Regions from separate parts of the Homo sapiens genome. Here region 1 is linked to region 2. Evidence: chromatin contacts called from ENCODE Hi-C or POLR2A ChIA-PET data. All regions are on one chromosome and are shown on one strand. Each heading gives the region's core, a stretch centred on a gene start or an enhancer-like site at or near the end of the contact. The rest is flanking DNA. Distances are from core to core; before and after follow the strand shown.

What was found. A loop is a pair of places that touch in the nucleus more often than their neighbours do. ChIA-PET counts read pairs that join two places held with the same protein, here RNA polymerase II (POLR2A). Pooled maps may share reads with other maps.
Region 1: a loop to region 2 is called in a map of naive thymus-derived CD4-positive, alpha-beta T cell, with 3 times the contacts of the local background. The contact joins two enhancer-like sites. A Hi-C loop is called at or near these places in 1 of 168 maps with a recorded cell type or tissue (naive thymus-derived CD4-positive, alpha-beta T cell), 4 of 37 single-sample maps with no recorded cell type and 10 of 50 pooled maps. POLR2A ChIA-PET finds 5 or more read pairs at or near these places in 1 of 52 experiments (HCT116).

What each region holds. Positions count from the first base shown.
Region 1 is chr14:71,476,624-71,480,450 of GRCh38, reverse strand. The region is part of intron 2 of SIPA1L1 (signal induced proliferation associated 1 like 1); the gene reads right to left. Among named protein-coding and RNA genes, the nearest start is that of SNORD56B, 80 kb to the right of the region's middle. Within about 2 kb of position 1,735, at least 2 of the 41 ENCODE cell types and tissues checked have a DNase peak (open chromatin) inside an H3K27ac peak, as active enhancers do.
Region 2 is chr14:71,141,023-71,145,184 of GRCh38, reverse strand. No RefSeq gene overlaps it. Among named protein-coding and RNA genes, the nearest start is that of SIPA1L1, 180 kb to the left of the region's middle. Within about 2 kb of position 1,749, at least 10 of the 41 ENCODE cell types and tissues checked have a DNase peak (open chromatin) inside an H3K27ac peak, as active enhancers do.

The DNA.
Region 1 (3,827 bases), core at 486-2,985, 340 kb before region 2:
ACTAAGAGAAACAGAATGTCTATTATTTTAAGATGTGTGCAATTTGTGAAAAACACTAGTCTGGCCGGGCACGGTGGCTCACGCCTGTAATCCCAACACTTTGGGAGGCCGAGGTGGGCAGATCAACTGAGGTGACTCAGGAGTTCAAGACTGGCCTGGCCAACATGGCAAAAACCCGTCTCTACTAAAAATACAAAAAAATTAGCTGGGCATGGTGGCAAACGCCTGTAATCCCAGCTACTTGGGAGGCTGAGGCAGGAGAATCGCTTGAACCTGGGAGGTGGACGTTGCAGTGAGCCAAGATCACACAACTGCACTCCAGCCTGGGCAACAGAGCAAGACTCCGTCTCAAAAAAAAAAACAAAAAACAAAAAAAACACTAGTCTAAACTTTGTATTTAAAAACAGAGGAGGACTGCATGCAATGGCTCATGCCTGTAATCCCAGCATTTTTGGAGGCTGAGGCTGGAGGATCGCTTGAGCCCAGGAATTCAAGATCATCCTGGACAATATAGTAAGGGCTTGTCTCCACTAAAAATAGAAATTAAAAAAAAAGAATTAGTCCAGCATGGTAGCATATGCCTGTAGTCCCAGCTACTAGGGAGGCAGAGACAAGAGGATACCTTTAGTATGGGAGGTCAGGGCTGCAGTAAACCATGTCACACCATGGCACTCCTGCGTGGGTGACAGAGGGAGACCCTGTCTTAAAACAAAGCAAAGCAAAACAAAACAAAACAGGGGTTTAGACAGGTGTGTTGGTTCATGTCTGTAATCTCCTAACTTTGGGAGGCCCAGGCAGGAGGAATGCATGAGCTCAAGAGTTCAAGAGCAGCCAGGGCAATATAGTGAGACCTTGTCTCTATTTAAAATAAAAAAAATAAAAAATAAATTGGCCCCGCATCGTGGCACATGCCTGTAGTCCCAGCTACTCAGGAGGCTGAGGCAAGAGGATCACTTGAACCCAGAAGGTCAAGGTTCCAGTTAGCTATAATTGTGCCACTAAACTCCAGCCTGGGTGACAGAGCAAGACCCTGTCTCTAGAAATGAATGAATGAATGAATACATACATATATACACACATACATACATACATACATACATACATACATACATACCTACATACACACACACATGGAAAAAGAGGGGTACTGGTCCTGGGTAGGATGAAGGAAGGGTACTCCATCTCATTTCTCTACTGAATGCAGTTATAATACCTGGAAAGATTATAAGCAGCTATTTGAGGGGTCTGAAAAGTAAACGATAGCAGGCTGATTAGGGAAGAAGAATGAATCTCAAGGTACTACCAAACTGGCAATGAGCGTCCCACTTTTTTCGTAAGAAATCACCAGCCTGGACTCAAGGCAGCTAGACATGGCATACCAGGATGTGGACAGAGGGAACAAACTGAGTTTTAGCTAGAGGAGCAGAAAAGGGAATTCCTAAACCTGGAGAAAATGGGGGAAACACTCCATTTTTCTTTCCTTTTTTTTTTCTTTTTAATTCTCTTGCTTCCCAATCCAAGGCAATTCCAAGGTGGTGGTGGACAGCGGGGACAACAGTCACATATACTCTGAGGGAAAGGAACCTTCCTCTCTGATCAGAGGAGCTCTGATCTCAAGATGTAGGAGCAAACATCTGCTGCTTTTTTCCTCTGTCTTTCTGCCTCTTGGCCCGAAATGCAAGCAGTCACAGGAAGTACGTCCTATTCTAATGTCTCATCTCTGTGGCTGGAAAAGTAAAAAGGGGAACCCCAGGGAAGGAGGAAGTCATGGAGAAATCGACTTACACAAATATAACCAATTGATTCTTGGTAAAGGTACAATGGCAATTCAATGGAGAAAGATTGTGTTTTCAACAAAGGTGCTGGAATAATTAGACATCCATATCTAAAAAAGGAAACCTGACCTAAAACAGATCTTACAGAAATATTAATTCAAAATAAATCATATATATCTAAATGTAAAACTATAAAACTTTTAAGAGAAAACATAAAATCTTTATAACCTTTAGTTAGTCAAAGAGTTCTTGGAAATCACCCCCACTGTACTTTAAAAAAAAGATAAACTGTACTTCTTCAAAATTAGAGAAATTTTGTTCAGAGAAATACACTATTAAGCAAATGAAAAAATAAGGTATAGACTTGGAAAAAAATTTGCAAATCACATATGCAACAAATAATTTGTATCCAGAATACATAAAAACAAAATAAAACTGAAAACTCAACCAAGAAATAACCCAATTTAAAAAGTGGTTATTTAAAACCTTGAACAGATGCTTCATCAAAAAAGATATACAAATGGCAAGTAAGCATATGAAAAAATGTTCAACCTCATTAGCCACTAGAGAAATGCAGGTTAACACCATAATGAGACACCACTACACATCCATCCAAATGGGTAAAATAAAAAATACTGATAATACCTTGATAACAGGAAATGCTGTCAAGGATGCCATGCATCTGAAACTTTTATACATTGCTGGTGTAAATGGAAAATGACACAAATACTCTGGAAAATAATTTCAAAGTTCCTCAGAAAGTTAAACATACCCCTACCATGTAATCCAGCAATCCCAGTCCTGGGAATTTACCCAAGGGAAAGGAAAGCCTATGTTCACATAAACACTAAAACACAAATGTTCACAGTAGCTTTTTTTTTTTTAATACCTCCAAAGTAGAACAAACCAAATGTCCTTCAATGGGACACTGGATAAATAAATTGCAGTACCTTCATATAAAGGGATCTACTCAGCTATTAAAAGGAACCAAGTATCTATACTATCCACAACAAATTGCATGAACCTCCAAGGCATTATATTCAGGGAAAGAAGTCAGCTTCAAAACATGATCTAGGTCCTCGCACTTTGGGAGGCTCATTTGAGCCCAGGAATTTGAGACCAGCCCGGGCAACACGGCGAGACGCCATCTGTTAAAATAATTAATTAATTGATTAATTAATTAATTAGAGATGGTCTGCTCTATACTTCCACATAAATGACACCATCCCAGAGAGAACACTATCGGAGACCAGCCTGGGCAACACAGTGACACCCGCGTTTTTGTTTTTTTTGTTTTGTTTTGTTTTGTTTTTTTCTTACAGAGAGAAAACTATGGAGATGGGGAACAGATCAGTGTTAGACAGGAGGTAGAGGTGGGGAGACAGTATAACATAAAAGAACTTTTTTGTTCTTGTTTTAAAGAGTCTTGCTCTGTCGCCCAGGCTGGAGTGCAGTAGCACCATCTCAGCTCACTGCAACCTCCACCTCCCAGGTTCAAGCAACTCTCCTGCCTCAGCCTCCCGAGTAGCTGAGATTACTGAGTAGCTGAGATTGCACCACCACACCTGGATAATTTTTGTATTTTTAGAGATGGGGTTTCACCATGTTGGCCAGGCTGGCCTCAAACTCCTGACCTCAAATGATCCACCTGCCTCGGCCTCCCAAAGTGCTGGGATTATAGGCGTGAGCCACTATGCCTGGCCCACAAAGAAACTTTTTGAGCGAGGTAGAAGAGTTATGGGGTAGTTACACAAGTCTATACGTGTTTAGATTGATACCATCCTGGCTAACACGGTGAAAACCCGTCTCTCTTAAAAAAAAATACAAAAAATTAGCCGGGCATGGTGGCAGGCGCCTGTAGTCCCAGCTACTTGGGAGGCTGAGGCAGGGGAATGGTGTGAACCCGCGAGGCAGAGCTTGCAGTGTGCTGAGATCACACCACTGCACTCCAGCCTGGGCAACAGATCTAGACTCCATCTCAAAAAATAAATAAATAAATAAATAAATAAATAAATAAATAAATAAAACGAACAAATTGACAGATTTGTTATT
Region 2 (4,162 bases), core at 500-2,999:
CAGTTCTAACTCCTGGAGTTAGAGCCAACAGTGCATGTTCAAGGCTCCGTCCCAGACTGCCCCTGCTTCAGATGCCAGCCACAAGTCCAAGAAGCCGCCCATACTTCTGACTATACATTTGGGAGTTTCTACAACCCCTTCCTCAGTTTTGATAATTCACAGCTCATAAAACTCAGGAAAACGTATTAATTAACATTTGCCCATTAATTATAAAGGATACAATTCAGGAACAACCAAATGGAAGAGCTGCATAGGGAGGGTGGCAGCCACCACCGTCCTGGGGCTCTGTCTTTCAGATGCACCATCCTTGAAGCGCATCAATGTCTTTCTTTTATTTTTTAAACAGGGTCTCACACCGTCACCCAGGCTGGAGTGCAGTGATGAAATTGTAGCTCACTGTAGCCTCGACGTCCTGGGCTCAAGCAATGCTCCGGCCTCAGCCTTCCAAGTAGCTGAGACTACAGGCACATGCCACTATGTGGCTAAACAAAAAAAATTTGTTTGAGGGGCTGGGCACAGTGGGTCACGCCTGTAATCCCAGCACTTTGGGAGGCTTAGGTGGGAGGATTGCTTAAGACCAGGAGTTTGAGATCAGTCTGGGCAACACAGTGAAAGCTTATCTCCACTAAAAATAAAAAAAGTTAGCTGGGCATGGTGGCACATGCCTGTGGTCTCAGCTACTCAGGAGGCTGAGGTAGGAGGATCACCTGAGCCCAGGAGGTCAAGGCTGCAGTGAGCTGAGATTGTGCCACTGCACTCCAGCCTGGGCAATAGAGTGAGACCCCCCCGTCTCTTAGAGGCTGGTCCTGAACTCCTGGCCTCAGGTGATTCTCTCACCTTGGCCTCTTAAAGCAATGTTTTTCTCAACCCAGAAGTTCTCTGAATCCCTGTCATTTAGGTTTTATTCTTGTTTTTATTAAAACAAAATTTTTTAAAGATATAGGGTCTCTCTATGTTTCCCAGGCTGGCCTCAAATTCCTGGGCTTAAGCAATCCTCCCACCTCAGTCTCCCCAGTAGCTGGAATTACGTTTCAGCCACTGCATCTGATTTCACTTAGGATTTTTTTGGGAGATTTTTATCTGACTTCATTTAGGAGTGTTTTTGCAGGGAGTGGGAGGGCGGGGGCGGGGATTTTAAACACAGCTTTGCTGCTGTGCTTCTCTTACTTTCCTACGTGGAAATTAAGCTCACTAAAGGTAGTAACTCAGGCTTTGACCTCTTTCTTGCTCAAGGTCTGAATTATGCAGGCATGATTGATGAAATCATTGGTCATTTAGTGATTGGACTTTATCTCCAATCCCTTTCCTCTCCTTGAAGGTCAGAAGTGAGGAGGTGGGGCTGAAAGTTCTAATCCTCTAATCACATGGTTGATTTTTCTAGTGACCAGCCCCCATCCTGAAGCTATCTAGGGCCTCTCCATGACTCATCTCATTAGCATACAGGACTATCAGTTCCAAGGATTTTGAGGCGCTGTGTCAGGAACCAGGGACAAAGACCAAATATTTATTTTGTATCATACCACAGCAAGCCCCGGATGGCTCAATGTCTTGGGCTGAAAGGAAGGGGCTGTTTGAGTCAGGAGACAAGAGAACAACAGTGGGAGGTGTCCTCTGTGTTCATACTCCCCTGTGTGGTTTGGTGAGCCTCAGGCTTTACAGGATGTAGGTGATGTGGGCCCTCCGTTACCTCATCTTATACTCAGGCTATGAAATGCGTCAGATGCCAGCCTTCTTGTAAAAGTTGGGGAGAGGCTGCTATGGTCAGAATGTTTTTGTTCCCTCCAAAACTCACGTGTTGGAAACTTAATCCCCAATGCAACAGCATTGGGTGGTGGGGTTTACTGGGAGGTGTTCAGGTCATGAGGGTGGAGCATGAGTGGATTAAAGCCAGTCTAAAAAGGGCTTGTGGATGTGGGTTCCCTCTGTTCTGCATTTCTGTCCTGTAAGGAACAGTGATTGCCCCTGCTCCGGAAGATGTAATGTGTAAGGTACCATCCTGGGGGTGGCCCTCTCCAGACACCAAGCCTGCTGGCACCTTGATCTTGGACTTCCCAGCCTCCAGAACTGTGAGAAATAAATTTCTGTTCTTTATTAATTACCCAGCAATTTTTATAGCTGCACAAAATGGTTTAAGACAGAGGTCATAGCAAGCTTCAGTTTTTACTTTTTCCCCTTGCATCTGAACAATTGCAAGCAGAAAGAACAACTGAGTGCTTTATTTCTGCAACCACCATGCTGCTACTGAGTGAAGGGGAAGGAGGGGTAAGAGCTTGCCTTCTTTCCTTGTGTTAATTGCAACATCTTCCAAAACCCAGCAAGGAAGGCATGAAGTGAGCCTACCAAGGCCAGTCTCCAGATGAGGGGACTATAGCTACAGATTGCTATGTTTCCTGTTGGTGGTGGTAGCAAGATTTCATAGGGGCCTTTCTTGCCATTGCTCAAAATGAAATGCATTGACACCAAAGGAAGTGGTGAAACTGTGGGCATTGTATGCTTTAGAAATTTGATATTTGGAAACCTGCAGACCTGAAGAGGCAGTAGCTTCTCCTGAAGATCTGATATCCAAGGGCTACCCAGACAAGGAGCTGACTTGTCAGGAAGTGTGGTGGACCTTGACGCAAAAACTCAAACCACAAATGTTTCACTTCTAAATTTTTGCAGGCTTTGTTATATAGACATTTTTGTTAAGCCCTGTCTAAAACAATAGGATGACTGGGTTCTTTCCCCTCCTCATGGTGACTACGTGCATCTTCTACGAACATTCCCATGTCATGTGGTCAGCTTCCAAGAAAGACTTTACCAATGAGTCTGTTTACAGATTCTCAACCAGAGGACTTACAGGAATGCACAGTAGCTATTTGTTTGGGATGCAGAGGTACATGAGCCCCAGACCTCATCCCCAATCAGGCAGTTGGGTAGGAATGGTGTGGTTACTGATGGTGGGAGGACAGGGATGGTGGGGACTTTCCTGTGGAGGGCCCACCACTGAAGAAATCTCTCTACCTCCTGGTTTGATCCAGGCTTTCCAGGGATAAAATAAGAGGGGGAAACAAAGAAGTAATCATTCCCCAGCCCCCAGTATGCCCCATCTCTGACTCAGCTCCCAGCAGAGCAGTAATAGGTCCCTGCTTATCAGATGGCATCGGAAGGGGGTGGGTGCCTGGGTGGGTGCCTGGCTGTGTGCAGTGAGGAGGTCTCAGCAGCAGCCTCTGAAGCCAACTGCTTGGCTGGAATCTAGGTGCGCTACTCACTAGCTGGGGAACTTACAGCAAGTTACTTCACCTCTTACGCCTCAGTTTTCTCATCTGCCAAAAGGGAGTACTAATAGCAGCATCATTGACAAAAGCTGAAAGGTGGAAGCAAGCCAAGTGTTCATCCACTGAGAAATGCATAAATAAAATGTGGCCTAGACATACATGGAATACTATTCAACCTCAAAGGAAGAGAATCTGGACGTGTACTGCAACATGGATGAACTCTGAAGACATCATGCTGAGTCCAAGGACAAACACTGTATGATTCCACTTAGATGAGGTACTTAGAGCTGTCAAATTTGTAGAGATAGAAAGTAGAATGGTGCAGGTCAGGCGTTCAACACCAGCCTGGCCAACATGGAAAAACCCTGTCTCTATTAAAAAATACAAAAATTAGCCAGGCGTGGTGGTGTGCACCTGTAATCCCAGCTACTCGGGAGGCTGAGGCATAAGAATCACTTGAACCCAGGAGGTGGAGGTTGCAGTGAGCCAAGATCGCACCATTGCACTCCAGCCTAGGCAAAAAGAGCAAGACTCCGTCTCAAAAAAAAAAAAAAAAAAAAGGAAAGTAGGACGGTGGCTGCCAGGGGCTGGAGGAAGAGGGGAATGGGAAGTTCTTGCTTAATGAGCATAGTTTCAGTTTCGCAAGATGAAGAGTTCCAGAGATGGATGGGAAGATGGATGCACAACAGTATGAATGTACTTAATGCCACTGAACTACACACTTAAAAATGGTTACGATGGTAAATGTTGTGTATGTATATTTTACCACAATTTTTAAAAATAAATAAGGAGAAATATTACCCACCTCAGGGTTGTTCTAGGATTAAATGAGTTAATTCACTGGTTCTCTACCAGGGAGCTTTTGTCCCCTCCACTCTGCCCCCCAGGGGACATTTTGTTCCCGG